Regions from separate parts of the Mus musculus genome. Here region 2 is linked to region 1. Evidence: chromatin contacts called from ENCODE Hi-C or POLR2A ChIA-PET data. All regions are on one chromosome and are shown on one strand. Each heading gives the region's core, a stretch centred on a gene start or an enhancer-like site at or near the end of the contact. The rest is flanking DNA. Distances are from core to core; before and after follow the strand shown. Region 1 holds the start of Kdm4b (lysine (K)-specific demethylase 4B). Region 2 overlaps Kdm4b (lysine (K)-specific demethylase 4B).

The links. A loop is a pair of places that touch in the nucleus more often than their neighbours do. ChIA-PET counts read pairs that join two places held with the same protein, here RNA polymerase II (POLR2A).
Region 2: POLR2A ChIA-PET joins it to region 1 with 12 read pairs in Patski. The contact joins the enhancer-like site here to the promoter of Kdm4b in region 1. A Hi-C loop is called at or near these places in 1 of 37 maps with a recorded cell type or tissue (regulatory T cell). POLR2A ChIA-PET finds 5 or more read pairs at or near these places in 3 of 5 experiments (Patski and embryonic stem cell).

The regions. Positions count from the first base shown.
Region 1 is chr17:56,324,769-56,330,391 of GRCm38, reverse strand. Kdm4b (lysine (K)-specific demethylase 4B) reads right to left here and starts at 4,342. Exons shown (of 23, transcript NM_172132.3): 1 at 4,163-4,342.
Region 2 is chr17:56,356,631-56,361,951 of GRCm38, reverse strand. All of the region lies in intron 5 of Kdm4b (lysine (K)-specific demethylase 4B), which reads right to left. Among named protein-coding and RNA genes, the nearest start is that of Gm32715, 29 kb to the left of the region's middle. Within about 2 kb of position 1,328, at least 1 of the 3 ENCODE cell types and tissues checked has a DNase peak (open chromatin) inside an H3K27ac peak, as active enhancers do.

The sequences.
Region 1 (5,623 bases), core at 3,093-5,592:
AGGTATGTACAGGGCTCCTGAGAGGCTCACAACTCTTCAGGAATTGCTACCCATTGTGAGGAGGGACAGCCCACCCCTAGCTAGGAAGCTCTGTCCTTGCAGGCATCCATCTGGTGCTGGGATGCAAATCTCCACCCAGGCTGGTTGTATTTCTTTATGGCTGCATTTCTAGTATGTGTTGGAGGGTAGGTCAACACAGGTGTCCTCCATCACCTTTATCTTATTTATCTGGTCTCTAATGACAGGAGCTCTCCATACTTGGACTGACAGCCCCGAGATCCTCCTGTCTTCACGTCCCTGTGCTGGGGCTGCAAGCACACCTGACTAGGACCAGCTCTTATGTCAGTGAAGACATCTGCACTTGAGTCTGTGCTTGCGCAGCAGCAGCTCCTATCTACTGAGTCCTTTTCCCAGCCATGGTTCTGTTGCAGATTCAAGACAAAGTCTATGTATCCCTGGATACACAGACACTAGCCTAGAACTTGTCATCCTCCACCTCCTGACACAGTGCTGGGATCCACACAGTTTACACAGGAGAAGAAACCCAGGGCTGAGACATACACTCTATCCACTCAGCCCCAGCCCTGAGCTTCGTTTTCTAGTAGACTTTACTTTTCTGGAATGGTTTTGGGTAGAGATGTCTCATGCTTTCTTATCCCCACTGTAAAGGGAATAGCAGACAGGAAAATGACAGAGCCCCAAACACCTTATCCAGCCAACAGGAGGGTCCTAGAACAGACCACACCCAGTGGGACTGAGCAGAAACTCAACCCTCTGAGACTTCTTTTTTAAAAATCAATTCATGGGGGAAGGGGAGGAGAAAAGGGAAAAAGATCAATTCATATGTTTGAAACTGTTTTTGCAGTGTTGGGATAGAGCCAAGGCCTCTTGCCTCACTATCATGACCTGCCTGACTGGATACTAATGTAAGGCTTAGCTAGTCACTGAGTCCTTGTCACTCTCTCTGAACCTGCCAGCACAAGAACACCCCATGACTTTTGGGACATTATTGTGGAGGAGAAAGCCAAGATTAAAGAAATGAGTCAACTGAAGTAGATAAGAGGCAAGTTCATCAAACTAACAGGATGGGATACAGCAATGGGGAGGGGTGTCAGTGCTGCCTCCACAGAGCCAAGACAGCCATGGTAGGACCTTCACAGGGTGGGTGTGGGGTGCCAAGGATGGTCGTAGGCAGATCCTGTCTGTACAAGCACAGGCCTAGACTAGAAATAGGGGGAAAGGGCTGGTGAGATGGCTCAGTGGGTAAGAGCACCCGACTGTTCTTCCGAAGGTCCAGAGTTCAAATCCCAGCAACCACATGGTGGCTCACAACCATCTGTAACACGATCTGACGCCCTCTTCTGGAGTGTCTGAAGACAGCTACAGTGTACTTATATATAATAAATGAATCTTAAAAAAAAAAAAATTAAAAAAAAAAAAAAAGAAATAGGGGGAAATAGTGGGGTGCAAGAGCAAACAGAACCACTGGTCACTGAAGGCAGAGTGAAGGGAGCAGTGAGAAGCGGTAGCTGGGACATAGGCAGATGGAGCTACAGGGCTGAAAGTGAGGTACCAGCAAGGTGTGGGTAAGGGCCAGCTGCACATCTAGTACAACGAACGCCCACCCCAGGGGTGACCAAGTCACAGTGAACTGAGCCAGTGGGAACACTAGTGCAGAGCAGAAAGCATCCAAACTCCTGGCCCCTAGCTCTTGATCCTCAAGGCCACCTGAGGCCAACGCTATAGATAAAGAGGGAGTCAGGATGCTGCACAGAGCAGGAAAGGCACCTGCTGAGGGAGGGATGTCAATCCAGACCTCTGGGATTCCACCATAGCCTGAACTCCAAGTATGGTGAGCAGAGCCCAGTCCCTGCCCCCCATGGGCCCTGCAGTGACAGGTCTCTCCAGAGGCAGGCCATCTGCTATAGTCTACTCCCTGTCCCCTGTTCCCAGGAGGCTTTGGCAGACTGGTGGCTCTAAATCTTGCTTCTGGAGCAAGTGACAAGCCCAAGGCCACCAGGCCCTGAACCCTCCACCCCACCTCCAGTTCCAGAGACAACCATCAGGAAGTACATCACAGCCCACACCTCTACACCACAAGCGTGAGCACACACGCATGCACTCGAATACCCAAGCACCTCACTGTCTTATGGATACTGGGCTAGCCAGATCAGCCTCTTCCCAGCACTCCCAAGGAGCCCCAGGCCCCTGAGTGATCTGACAGCTTGTTGACTCCCCACAGGTGTCAGGTAGCACAGGGACAGATGGCTACCTAGTGCTGGGGCTCCCAGGACAATGTGAGAAGGGGCCCAGCAGAGGTGGGAAGCAAGAACAGAAAGTCTAAGTAAGGGCTGGGCAGGCAGGGAAAACAGAGGGGCCCCTGGGGCAGGGAAGGAGACAGGCTACAGGCTACAGACAAATATCTACAAGACTGTAACTGAGTCTCCAGATACAAAGTGTACTATGATATCTCCTCAGCAGCCCTCTCCCCGGGAGGAAAGGATTAGAAAATCATTTGTCAATCAGACCTATACAATCCCAGCTTAGAACACACACATTCACAGGTGCGCCTGGATATGCACAGGTACATGGAGCACCTGGCACAAGGACATTTCCACCCCAAACATCAAAACACCCCATGACAGTCAGGCTTCCTGCCCTCCTAGGGAGAGGATGAAAAGTTTGACTGGAGTCTTGCATAGGGACCCTACAAGTTTAGATACAGAACACCCACAAGGCTTGGGGAAAAAAGGAAGGGAAGAAGAAAGCTGACTACAGCTAGAGCAGGGTGGGAAGAAAAGGTTGGCCCAGTCTGGAGACACGCCCTTTTGGTGACTCTGAAGGCAGCAATTACTGGAGAATTAAAGAGAGTGATTAGCCCTTTCCTGGTAGTGGTAGGAGCCCCTGAAGACCCACGTAATGAACCCATTTTGAGGCAGGAGCTGTTTGGGGAACAGTGCAGTCTCCAGCCTGGGGACTGTCAGATACACAACTAATGGGACACAGAGACATCCCGGACCCCCCAACCTTCTGCAACCAAGATCCTCAGCGCCTATGAAGGTGCTGGCACCAGGCTGCAGGCTGAGCAAATCCCACTTGGTTACAGGGAAAGATACACTCTTTCTTTTTGCTTTTTGAAACATACCGGATCCATCCTCTCCATAGTTGAAAAAAACTAGCAACTACTCCGGCAAGACACTTCCCCAGGTGTTAATTATTAAAGCGATGCCATCCTCCGCCCCGCCCCCCCCCCTTTCAGACAGATGGGACAAGGAACCGCGATGCCCGAACCGTAATGGCCAAACCGCACCAGTTACAGCATCAAATCTGCAAACCTGGAATCCCTTATACTCTCAGCTGGCTGACCGAAACCCCTAACAGAACCCCCAAAACCCCCCAGGATATGGCAGTAGGAAAGCCACCCCCAGCTGTCCCCAGCTTTGCCAAGCTTCCCTGTCTGCCGGGATGCCCTGGACTAGTGTGCACGCGGAAAACTGCACATTTCATGGCTTACAGAAAGAAGGGAGCTGGAAAGCAAAGAGACCAGGGTACAGAAGCGAGGTGGAAAGGCTGCCATTGCAATAGCAGATACGTGTACTATTTATTTTCATTTTTAAAATGCAGATTATATGGTGATTTACAGATTCTGGACATGCGGGGGTCAAGTTTGCAAGGCCATGATGGGTGAGTGTTTGGAGGGGACAGCTCCAAACCAAAGGGAACCAAAATGCAAGCGGCGGGGAGCAGGGACTTGGAGTGGGTTTTTTATTTTTAAGGATTTGGGGTTGTTGAAGGGATGGCTGGACCGGGCCACCCACGCTGTCATCTTTTGTGCCCTGGAAAGGGGACGCGGCGCCCCGCCCCCGCCCCGCCTTTGTCCGGCCCCATCGTCAACCCCCCCCACCCACCCCCAAAAAAACACACCCTCCTTTCCCAGGCACACAATCGTTTTGTCGATCAACAAACAGCAGCTTCGCCCGAACGGACAAAAGCGCGGCGTACTCCGCCGCCCTGAGGAGCCGAGTAGGCCGCAGCCAAAGCCTCGGCCTGGAGTGCGCGCGGCGGCCCAAGGTGCGGCGTGGGGGCAGGCATGGCGGCCGCGCGGCCCCCCAAAGGGGCCTGGAAGCTGCTGAGCGCCGCCACGGATCGCACACTCACTCACCTGGCGCAACGCGCGGCCCGGGCCGCAGACAGCAGGCTGAGCGGCGCGTGCCCGGCCGTCTCGCGTCGCCCCCGCCGGCCCTCACTCGCTCGCCCCGGCCACTGGGCTCCGAGCTTCGCCCGGTCTCTTTGCTCCTTCGATGGTTCGCTCGCTCGCGGCCGAGCCCTCAGCAAGAGCCCGGGGCGGGGAGGCGAAGCTTCAGAGGGGCGGGGCGACGGCTCCTACTCGGCCGCCATTGGGCATTCAGCCCACGCCCGCACGCTGATTGGTGGCGGCTGACAGCTCCACCCCTCCCCTCATCAACACCGAGCGGCCCCGCCCTCCGCGACCTGGGGCGGGAGCAGGCACTCGATTTCTTCCCTTCATTGGTCCAACCCCGAGGACGTGCCGGCACCCACTCACGTGCCTAGTGACCGGCTCAGCTTTCAGTGGGTACGAAGCATGCCCGTCAAGATGCACACAGCCAATCCGGCTGCGGTCGGGTGTAGGATAGCCCCGAGCTCACGCAGATTGACAAGCGCGTTCTCAGACTTTACTGAGACAAACGCGGATTGGTGTTTGGTACCGGTCTCTGGGTGCCGAATGGTTGCGACTGAATGTCAATCGCTGTCTTGCTGCTCCAGACTCCACCCTGTGATCGGGCGGCTGCTGAGTACGTGATTTCCTGCACAACATCAGCTCTGGGTCCGGAGACAGTGGTTCGAAACCCAGTAGTTCTAGATCTAGAGTCAGAATTTGAGCCCAGCTTTGCAAAAGGCCGAACTAGGGTAAGAGGATCTCAAAAGCGTTCCATATTGCCCTCCCCAAACGTTCATGAGTTCCCTAAAACGTGCGCGACTTGGTCCACCCCACCCCCCACCTTGAACTGATAGCTGTACCCATGGAAAGCGTTGCAATAACTCAGTGGAAGAGGATTCAATTATCTACTTCTCAAAATGTCCTAGGTCCTACTCTCTAGCTCAGCGTATTGCAAATTGGAGGCCTGGGCACCCAAATTCCAGCTACAGGTGTCCAAGCCCCTGCTCCACACAATTGTTTCCATCTCTTCATTGTGCGATGTGAAGGGAACAGCATCACCACACCAGTCACCCTGCACTCAAGAGCATTTAGTTAAGGTCTGATATCATCCCCATCAATATGCATTTATAATTTTAAATTTTTATTATTTTGTATATATGTGTGGTATATACCTCTACAGGTCAGAGGGCAACTCTGGAGTTTGTCATCTGGGTTGTTAGGCTTCACTGCAAGCTCTTTTATCCAGAGCCTGCTTTGCAAACTACCATTACGGCTTCTATACTTGAGCAAGCAGAGGTGACAACATTCCTGTTTTATGGGGTAGACTAGAAATCCTTCTACTTTAATATCTAACATCTGGAAAGTACCCTCCTTAGAGCAGGTTCTTTGTGCACCCAAGATATTTGTTCTACCCCCCTAGTCTGTTGCTAATTCACTAACTCT
Region 2 (5,321 bases), core at 79-2,578, 35 kb before region 1:
AAAAATAAGTCATTATTAAAAACTCATTGGGGTGAGTCTGGCCTCATCAGGAGATGGCCCCTCCAAGGTCAGGGCTGCAGAAAGCAAGGGTGTTCCCACACAGCCTGAAGGCAAGGGGCTACTGTAGGCTGCCTAGAGAGCCCAAAGGGTTCATACACTCCACTTCTGAGCCACAGAGCCCCAGGCACACAGATACCACAGAGCCCACGCTCCATCTGTGATTCCTCTCCAGGAAGAAGGAAAGGAACCAGGCACCCTGAAAAAGAGACAGTGTTGGGTCCAACTGTCGGCCTAGCACAGGGCCACCCTGCTTCTTCCTCTCTTGACTTCTCTGAGAATTAAAACATTTAATTTTAGAGTTTATTTCACCTCAAAGTACAGTGTGGCAGACATTAAAGAATGCCCTGCTGGGAGAGAATACCCAGGAGACGACCTGAGCCACACAGTCAAGGTCAGCATTAGCATGGCCAGTCTGTGATGGAGGGACCACAGACACTATACTCCACATCACCAAGGCCAGCGAGCAAGAAGGAAAGTGGGAAGTCAGATAACAGGCTGCCCAGAGGAGCTAGGAGGACTGTGTAAGACACTGAAAACTCTGCATAGCGCATGGTCCACTCCTGGGAAAGCTGCAGTGCTGGCTCACCATAGACAGATCCACCTGCACTATCAGGTAAAAGAGGGAGGAACAGGAAGAGGGAGGAAGAGGACAGAGACAAGGAGGAAGAGGACAAAGAGGAGGAAGAAGACAGAAAGTAAAAGAAGTAGACAGAGAGAGGAAGAGGAAGACAAAAAGGGAGGGGAGGGGGCAGGGAGAGGAAGACAGAGGAGAGAGGAAGAAAGGAGAGAAGAAAGGAGACAGAGAGGGGGAGGAAAAGGGTGGTGGAAGGGAGAGGAATCCCCAACCAAAAAAAGTAGGCCATATAAAAACCAAAGAGAAAGAGCTACGGGCCACCACCCCAGCTCACCGTTTGGCTCAAGAGCCCAACTCAGCTCCAATTCCCCAAGTCTGTGGGGTGGGGAGGGGCTCCTCACAAACTGCTGCAGGCTAACAGCCCTGATTCAGGCAAAGAATACAGAAGGCTTCCTGCTCAGCATTGCTTACAGAGCTCTGCAGCCCAGAAGCAAACTCTTTAAGTGAAGACAGAAAGGCAGGGGAGAGTCAAGTGGGACCCTGTATGAGCCCCAACATGCAAATGGTGTGCTGGCTGCTCTGACCCTCAGATCCTGGGAACACAGCTGCGAGGCAGGGCCTGCCACAGCCAAGTCTTCGGCAGGCCTGGTTGTGGAAAGGACAAAGCAGGACGGCTCATCGAGCTAATGGGCACAGGCTGTGACTCAGAGCTGCACCCTGCCGTGTGCACCAGATTCCCTGAAATTGCCCGTCATCATCAGAGCATCGTGGTGGCTAATGACACAGGGCTCATCTTGCATGCCAGGGGCCCAATGCCCCAGTTCAAGCTCAGGCACGTCACAAGCCTCAGTTACTTATCTGGCTGCAGTGGTGGCTGAGATGTACAGCAGTCTCAACAAGCGGAAGGCCAGAACCATGGCATTAGGGTGACAGAGCAGCTGTGGCCAGAGTGAGGCCAAGGGCCCAATGACAAGGCAGCAAGGGGTACTGGGCCAGGAATAACACAATTGTCCCTTGCTAGCTTCTGTGTGTCTGGACCAAGTGGTTGCGATGGCTGGAGAGCCAAGCCCCACAGGACAGAGCTTTGAGTCCAGCTGGAGAATGCCCCTGGCTGGCTCTCAATCACCTTACATTTGGGGTCTCCTGGCTTCTAGTCCTGAGGGAGGGAACACACAGTAGCCTGTGGACTGACTTCACATGCTTGCAATGTCGGAGACAACATAGGTCAGGGGACATGGAGTGATTGCATCCTTGGGACAGAGGCCAAGGCCATCATTGAGATGTGGACTGGGTAGAGAAAGATCCTGCCACAGCCATACTTGGTGCATTAGCAACACAGCCACAGAGCCTGTTGTTAGGCTCTACAGCACAGGGCAGCTACCTGGGACAAATGTCACCCTTGGAGGAGGTTCCTTCTATAGAGAGCTCTGCAATCTCATAAACCCCAAGGACAACTGAGGACAAGCACCATGGCCAGGTGCTCTAGAGAGGACAGAGTGGCAGTGCAGGGACCATGAAGAAGTCCCCCATCCCCACTCCCACCCCCCCAGTGGTGATGTCCCCACACCAAGAGACCATCACAGTCACTGGCTTCAGGTCAGAGCAGGGACAGCAGCAGCTCACAGACTTGCACACATCAGTTCAACTCAGACATTGTGGGGCATCTGCCTTTCCAAAGCACTGCAGGGAATACTTGGCACATGGAAAGCATCCACCTCCCAGGTGTCTACCACACAGTAGAGGCAGGACAAGGGAGGGACCAGCAATGTGAGCCAGATAAGAGACAACCACTCCAAGCTGCGCTGCCTCCTGCTGGCTTCATCATCAGAGGGATCTGGCAGCTCAGCTGACAACTGGAAGGAACCACCCTCACAGGTGCAGAGAGTTAGGGTAGGGCACAAGAACCATCTTTGCTCCCTCAGTATGGGGGCTGCAAGGCACTCAGAAGCCAGTGCCATACCAGCTGATAGAGATCCAAGCCAGGGCAGCTCTCCAGCAGATCCAGCCGTCCTTTGGGGTCTTAGAGGGCAATTGATGTAGGCTACCTTCCCTAGGCTAGGCTAAAGGGTCTGACTAACCATAGTGGTCATAGCAGATTACACAGGGTGGAGGGGGAAGCACGACTGGGAGACCTTCAAATACAGGCCTCCTCATTTCCCATACAAGGCACTGTCCTTGGAAGCCTTATAACAGCTGTACAGTGTGCCCACTCCTCCAGAGACCCCAGTGCAAGAACAGCTTTCTATAGAGAGCATGAGAGCCCACCGCTCCTTCAAGTGCCACCTGCAGGGGCAGCTTCTGGAAGACTAGACAGAACCTGCCCAGGGCAGCACACACCCCCACCTTCAGATTCCTTGACCCTCAAATCACACCAGTCAAAGCTGCAACAGATGCAGAGAACCTTCAGAAAATACTGCAACCTGCAGATATCCTCATGTATCCAAAACCCAGTATGGTGCTGAACCAGAACACAAAACATAGACTGGACTAGAGGATCTGATGGAGGAGGGGTTGCAACAGTTCCCTCTGAGAGTAAAGCATTCCATTTTGCAGAGATGCATTTTAAACAGGAAGGTAAGCAACTAAAAACAGCTTCAGGAAGTCCCTGAAACCAACCAGCTTCACTTGGCCCCTCCCTGTCAGAGTGAGCACTAATAAAGCTGAGCTCAGGAAACCAGTCTGCCTGGAAGATGCTCAGACCAACTGAGGCACTGGAAAGGACAGTCTGCATCCTGACATCCTCCCTGCAGGCTGTGCGGTGAGCATCAGGTTCTCAGCTTTCTGAGCTGTCACTCAGGCCTTGGTGATGCAGCTGTCTGTGAGTCATTTCTGCTCCAGTAGGTGACCCCTCATGCATATGCCTGTCAGTGACCCCAATAAAACTCATGGCACCACGCTGGACTTTGGTGGTGCCCATACTAGGAACTGTCATAGGCTCTGTTAGCATTCCTTCTAGGCTTTGCCCAACAGTCACCTGGCAACAGCCAAGTAGCCTGGCTTCCTATAAAAGGGGTTGTGTGGTCTCTTCTTGATCTCTCTGACTATCTTTTCTCCCTGACCCCTTTCTTTCTCTCTCCCCGTGTTCCTGGCCAACCTCTTCTCTTCTTCTCTCCCTCTCCTCTCTCTCCTCTTTCTCCTCTTCCTCCTCTTCTTCTTCTTTCTCCTCTTCTTCTTTCTCCTCTTCTTCTTCTTTCTCCTCTTCCTCCTCTTCCTCTTCTTCTTCTTCCTCCTCTTCTTCTCTCTCTCTTTCTCCCTCCCTTCCTTCCTCCCCTCTCTCTTCTCTGTCTTTCTCTGACTCTACTCCCTTCTCAAATTCCCTTCCTATGCCCTAAATAACCCCTATTCCTCACTCTACCTATATGGCTGGTACTTTAGAAAGAAGAGATGTTTCAGTATGGGCCCAGAGGCACCCCTCCCACCTCTACTGTGCTCTACAAAACACATCCTGGCTCTCCTTTTTGTATAAAATACAACAGGCTTCCTACCTGGAGAAAGGCACAGTCAAGGAGCCTGCTAACTGCAGCCAGGAAGCCAGTGGGAACAGTTGCCTCACTCAGAAAGGTGGGAGTGCCATCTAGTGGTCACCAGGAGTGGGACATCCTGCTTATATTCTCACACACAAATACACTCAACCACACCTGCTTAGGCAGGCAACAGCTGCACACATATAGTGACTTGCAGCAGGAGTAGCCATTGATTTGGTTTAGATCTGTGGGTGTCACTGGCCCTGCGTAAATCACGAGGAACAGGTCCTTGCCACTGCCACATCACTTCTCATGGGATCCCTGAGCCCCAAGTGTCAGCTACCATAGCTGCCCTCCACAGAGGTGGGAGCAGAGCACCATGGGAGGAGTCACATGGCTGGACAGGTCTACACAGAGGACGATGTCACCAGAGGCTAGGGGGCCACACTGGGGGTTGAGGACACAGACAGGGATATTGGGAGTTAGAATTCGGTGTAAGTGTGTAGCTCAACCACCCCAGAGGGGCCCACAATGAGCATGGTCCAAGCAGGGTTAACTGTAGAAGAGAAAGAAGAGAAGCACAGGAGACAGGCCTGCAGGATCACCTGTGAGCTTATCTCGACTGTGCTACCTGAGGACAGAAGACTGCACCATCCCTTGGGTTGGGATCCTGGACCACAAATGAGGAGAGGGAGCTGCAACAGCATCCATCGAATCCCCTTCCTGTCATGTGACCGATTCAGCTCCTCCCCTTTATGACAGTAGAGTCAGGCAAACCCTTTCTCCTCTTGTCAGGATTTTGTTACAACAGGAAAAGCAGCTAAGAGCCAGGGCCGACAGAGTGCTGCCCACACATCCCTGACCTCCCAGAACCAACAGAGTTCACCTCCCCATGCACAGGGAACTGAGCGTATGGGGGCTGTCCTGGATGACCAGCGTCACCACAAAACCCTCAGACAGAGGCAACACAGTCAGAGGCAGCCTGGGAGACGACTCGTGGCCAGGACTGAAGGAGGAGAAAGGGTGCCCAGGGCCAAGGAATGCAGGACCTCTGACCCTGGGACAGCGCAGTGCATAGCTCCCTACGGCTCTGGGAACCAGAAAGCAGACACAACACTAACGGAATTTCTCACCTCTGTAACTGCAAGGAAACAGTTCTGGGACCGACAAGACATGAGAATGTCAAAAAGGGAAACGGGTTTGGGGGTACATTTTCCCATCCA